Linked DNA regions of Homo sapiens: region 1 is linked to region 2. Evidence: chromatin loops called from intact Hi-C (ENCODE). Cell type or tissue: heart left ventricle. All regions are shown on one strand. Links, peaks and the distances in the headings refer to the core of each region. The heading gives the core; the rest is flanking DNA.

Evidence for each region. Hi-C counts contacts between places; a loop is a spot of excess contacts. Peaks named below come from ENCODE experiments on the same cell type or tissue, not always from the same donor. Only the 100,000 strongest peaks of a DNase experiment are listed, where the experiment ranks them.
Region 1: a loop joins it to region 2, with 2.9 times the contacts of the local background. A loop is called at or near these places in 21 of 110 quality-filtered maps.

What each region holds. Positions count from the first base shown.
Region 1 is chr9:93,455,701-93,458,622 of GRCh38, reverse strand. The region is part of intron 1 of FAM120A (family with sequence similarity 120 member A); the gene reads right to left. Among named protein-coding and RNA genes, the nearest start is that of FAM120AOS, 3.6 kb to the right of the region's middle. In heart left ventricle, for the core only: no CTCF peak of the experiment used is centred there; no DNase peak of the experiment used is centred there; H3K27ac peaks cover 382 bases.
Region 2 is chr9:93,522,704-93,525,625 of GRCh38, reverse strand. The region is part of intron 7 of FAM120A (family with sequence similarity 120 member A); the gene reads right to left. Among named protein-coding and RNA genes, the nearest start is that of PHF2, 52 kb to the left of the region's middle. In heart left ventricle, for the core only: no CTCF peak of the experiment used is centred there; a DNase peak (open chromatin) is centred at 1,638; H3K27ac peaks cover 190 bases.

The sequences.
Region 1 (2,922 bases), core at 110-2,609, 67 kb after region 2:
TGGTTTCACAACCCACTGAAGGGTTTGCAAAGCATTTCTTCGACCTTTTGGATAAATATGGTGAATTCAAATGTTGGGGGTACTGGAAAAAAGGAAGAGTATAACAGTTAAGTAGGAGACTACTGAGCCAGAATTGGCCTGGTGTGTCATTATTCTAGGGACTGGGAGGATGGGATGCTGGAATACCAAGCATGACTCTATGGTGGTAGAGGGTGTAACTCTGAAGTGAATGATCATGAAGTTCAAGCTAGTTACAGCTAAAAAGGAAGCCAACAGAATGGGAAAAGAGAAATGGCGGAAGGCAAGCAGGGGACAGACGGTGGGAGCGGCAAGGAGTGACAGGGACACAGCGTTCAGAAGTGTTAAAGGTGGGGTCACTTTTCTCACTAATTATACGGTCCAAGCTCTGGAGTATCTAAAGTGCAATTAGAAATTCACTCCAGTTGCAGAATCAGGATGCCAGATGAGAGAGGTGAAGAGTCAGTGTCTGTGTTGATGGGACACAGTATAAATAATATATAAGAATGTAAAACCAGGTGCTGAAGTGTTTGAGGACAGTGAGGCTGTGCCTTGGAAATGGTGAGATGTCAAATAAACATGTGGGTTAGCACTCACCTCAAAATATGTAATATTGAGAAGTATATAATGAAGAATATACTATGGAAGTGGCCAAGAGGATTGTGGCATTTAAGGAAACATCATATTGCAGTAACCCCAGGAAATGGAAGCATTTTGATCATTGAAAAAGGTTCAAGGAGGCAGACAGGAAAAGACAGAGTGGTTTTTGATAGGTTTAATTTTAAAGTAAAAAAAAAAAAAAGGAAGAGATTTAGATGACCATGATAATTGTTGATAAAGATCAGTGCTCAAATAACAAATTGGTGGCACAAGAGCTGAAGCTAACTTAGAACCAAGTTTTCCTTCGCTTGGCATTTTTAAAATGGAATAATTTTTTTAAAAATCTGGGTTTCTGGCTTTCTTGCAAAGTCTGAAGTTCTGGTAATGTTGACTCTATGGTCCTACGTGGCTTTTAAAATGTGCATACCTTTAGCTCTACTGTGTGTATATATCATGTGTATACCATCTGTCGGGGTTGGATAAATTATGGAATACTATTTAGGGACTGAAAAGACTTAGAGCTCTAAGTATAGACATGGAAAGATTTCTTACAAATAAAAAAGCAAACTGCTGAATAACGTATAGTGCAATCACATTAATGTGAAAAAATGGAACTATATTATAATAATATATATTATATAACTTATGACATAAAATATATGGCCTACACAGCCACTGTGGAAAATATATGGCCATTCCTTAAAAAGAAAAACAGAATTACCATATGACCCAGCAATCCTACTTCTGAGTATATACCCAAAAGAACTGAAAGCAGGAACTCGAACAGCTCTTTGTATACTATGCTCATAGAAGCATTATTCATTATTCCCAATAGTCAAAAAGTGGAAGCAACCCAAGTATCCACCAGTGGATGAATGGATAAACAAAATGTGGTACATATACACAGTGGAGTATTACTTAGCCTTAAAAGTTAAGGAAATTCTGACACAATCTACAACATGAAAGAAGCTTGAAGACATTATGCTATGTGAATTAAACTAGTGACAAAAGTAGTACAACAGAGAAATATATACAGTGACTAGTTTGAGGTATAATATGGTCAGTTTTGAACCTTAAAAATCTTCCAGTCAATTAAAGGTCCTTAAGAATAAGATGTACTGTCAGTGTCCAGGATCTACTGATGGACATTTTTCTTCTGAATAGCAACATGACTGTTCCTATCCTAACTAGAAAACATAGCTGAAGCAGTTAGCTATCGTAATTGACCTGGGGGTGAGAATTGTAGGTAGGCACACCCACAAAGTATTCTTACACAAAGAAGCTGAACTTTGACTTTAGCACTCCACTTCCGTCTTGAGGTTACTAATGACTTGTCCCCAGATGTCACTTAATCACTAGATCCTGTTTTTACACATGAAAAATGGGGTAACAAAGCACTCTGAGGATTAAATGAGATGGAATATGTGAGAAAGGATCTAGCAAGCACCTGGTCTGATACCAGTTCATTCTCTTCCCCCATCAAGTATACATGAAGGGAGACCATCATCTCTAAATACAAACATGTAATTATGCTAACCATGAAAATTCTAAACCATAGTCTAACCTCACATTCTTCCACTGACTTATAGCATGAACGCCATTTTATGTAAGAGCATTATTTAACAAAATTCCAATGGAAGCAAATTCAGAAGATCTGAAGGACTTTATTATAAACCCTTACACTGATACCACAAGTCATATAGCAGAAACATTTATGAAAGCTCCAGTGACTTCATGCCACTAAGATTTTAAAATAAACATAAGTCATTCACTGAAGTTTCAAAGGTTATAATGACCCAAGGCACACAAGAAGAAACACTGTCCAAGTAACTAGCTAAAGCCAAGTTCAAATTAGGCTATTTTAGGACCTACACAAAACTAGTCAATACATAGGCCAAAGTATTATTATTTTCATTGTTCTGGCTGTCTTTCCATGTAGACCAACTTCTAATGGTTAAAGAAATACAATTACTACTACTGAACAAAAAAATACAATTACTACTCTGTAAAAGAAATAATCTCTAAATCAAAAAAGATTTCTCCTGGCCAGGCGCAGTGGCTCACGCCCGTAATCCCAGCACTTTGGGAGGCCGAGGCAGGTGGATCACGAGGTCAGGAGCTCAAGACCAGCCTGGCCAAGATGGTGAAACCCCGCCTCTACTAAAAATACAAAGATTAGCCAGGCATGATGGCAGGCGCCTATAATCCCAGCTACTAGGGAGGCTGAGGTAGGAGAATCGCTTGAACCCAGGAGGTGGAGGTTGCAGTGAGCCGAGATCGCGCCACTGCACTCCAGCCTGAGAG
Region 2 (2,922 bases), core at 200-2,699:
GTCAGCAAGCTGGGAGACGCAGGGGGCAAAAAATTACTAAATCCTGGCCTAGAAGTACATGGCAACATTGGCACAACTCTTGCTTATCTTCCATAGCATGTAAAGAACAATAAGTGTTCTCAAACTGTTGTTAAGCTTAAAGGCTCATGTGGAATGCTTATTAACCACGCAGACCCACAAGCACCCATCCCCAGGGTATCTGTCCCTAGAGTGTCTGGGGCTCTTGGAGGGTAAGAGGATCTAGAGGATCATGCACCTAGGATGGTGGGGCAGGGGAGGCCAAGTGTTAGGAAAGTGCCAAGCAAGGAGGGGACACACCTGTCTACTAAAACTGGAGAGCCGAGGCACCATGCCAGCGCCACCTGAGATCACACAGACCCTACACTTGCAAGCCTTAGTGTTGTTCTATGTAGATTATCAATCTAAAAATAAATGTCATAATCTGGATGCCCATATAACCTTCTAACAATCATACTGTAAAATCTAAAATTCTGCCTGAAAAGCATCTTGACAAGAAACAGTTTTTGAGAAGGCCAATATATTTCAATAGGACAAATATATTACTTTACAATTAAAAAAAAAAAGAATATGACAAATGCCTTGCTTTGAAGAACAGATGGATAACATTTTAGAATACTTCTATATATATTTATGTTTCATTTTACACAACTAATAATACCTTAAACTGATACCTGGAACCATGTACGTAAACCAGACATTTCACTGACTTACACTGCGCTGAGACGTGCTGAGACAGGCACCGGCCACAGGGAAGTAGAGTCAGTGACCCGGGCACTGTGCAGGAAGCCTGTGGCGCTCTCACAATCTCATCCCCACCTCCACACTATAAATCTCTAATGATAAAATGATAAAATCCAGGCTCAGAGAGAAGGAATCTACCCACAGTCACAAATAAGGTAGCTGGATTCAAACCCAGACCCTTATTTCAAACTATTGGCACCTGCTACCACAGCAGAGCCGAGCCGACGCTACAGACAGTTTCACACATATGTGAGAATGCAGCACACAAGCAACAGAAAGGGTGACTCTGGCAAGTCAGCTTGGTGGCTGGGGAAGCCCAGCACTATAGGATGGGGTATTCACAGGCTGTCAGAGAGGTGTGCCAAGGCCTCACTTCACTAGGAACGTTTGGAGCTTCTTCCGTATGAAAGCCTGGAAAGATAGCAAACTGTTCTAGTCACTGAATGATTTTTTTTTACATCTTTCAGCAGGTTGGTGAGACTAGGATGGAAATGTATTGGTGTTCATTTACACCAAGTATACCAGGGTATGACGTGTCACTCATGTTCCTGACTGTCAGGGGTGTAGAGTTTTCCTTTATGGAGGAGAAAAGAAAGAGAACGTTAAGTAAAAACTGACTTCTGTGTCAACAGGAAAGAGCAAAGGCAAATAAACCAAAATGGAAGAAAATAAATCATTAAATTTAGAAAAGAAAAGATCAAATTCACAGCAGAACTATCTGGCATGTGTAAATTTTTCATTTCTATCTGCTCCCCAACTCAACAGGGCTGAGAACAGACAGCCGGGAGGGTCTCTGATAGTGTAACAAAGAGGGCCTGGGCCCTGCTGGTGCAGGGCAACAGAAGGCCTCAGCCTGGCTGGACAGATGCTCAGAGTTCTCCTGCACGGCCTGGCCCTGCCAAGTGCTATCTCCCTACAGAAGCACCAGTATCTGGGTGCCCTGACCAGGGAAGCTACAAGAGTCACAGAGACAGACACCTAATAGGTCTAGTCTCCTCATGCTCTAGTTAAGCTAACATCACACATTCAGTTTCCTTCACATAATGGGTGAGCTTAAAATGTCAGGAACACAGAAAGCACTTTTCCATGTGGCAGTCAGATGATGGCTCAAACTTCTTTCACAGCCTTGTTGGCACTTCTCGCTGTCATCAGAAGACAGTGTGACCAAGAAGCCCCAACTGGTCACGGAGCTATCCCCTTGCACCCCACAAGTGAGGGTTCAGAGACACCTAACTGTGTCAACACGTTTGTCTTAAGATCAATACGAAATGTCTACACAGATTAGTGGATGGCTAGAACACAACGTAATGATATAGATCACAATTAATTTTTGCCAACATATAAAATTCAGAATCACTTTTATGAGAAGATATTAGAAATGGTACCATGTGTCAAAACATAAATATAAAGTGGATATCTGTCTGGAACAAGAGCATAACAATCTGAAAGAAAAACCTACAGTTACACTAAAGTCATTCCCTCAGCCCCAGGCCTACCTACCCATGCCTCAGGATCCTGGAGCAGAGCACGATGGAATTCTCTTTGTGAAACACAAAGTTTTTTTGCAAGTAGAGTTGGAAAGGCCTTAAAGGACAAGAAAAACATTCAACACCATCTTCAAGCAAAAGAGGCACATCAGGCACAAACTTCCTGGGATACCAGATCAAAGGGAGCCAAATAAAATTCTTTTAGCTATTTTACATTAAAAACCACATCAGTGTTCTGATTTTCTAGCATACTAAGAGTTAATTTTTAAAAAGTAGTGATAGCTACCATTCATTGAGCTTTTTCATCAGCTAATTTAATACACAAACAACTCAGCAAACCTGTCACGCACATTTGAATGCTCTGAGGTTCTGCGAGCTTCAGGTCACAACATCACCTAGAAATACCAACCAAGAGACTCTGAGCAAACCGGTTCCTGCCAACAGCTAGGTCTCAGTGCTGCTCACAGAGCATGCTAACACCAAACAGCCTGCCTTCCTGTGGTTCATCTTTCACAGTCCAGATTTGGTCCAGGGAGTACATGTCATTAGCAAAAATTAACAGGGGAGGGGGATACAAGACTTATGCAAAAGATGCCTCCATAACACTACATGTCAAAATAAAAATAAATGTGGAGATGTCCTTGTTCCACAGGGCTTTCTCTCCTAAGATACA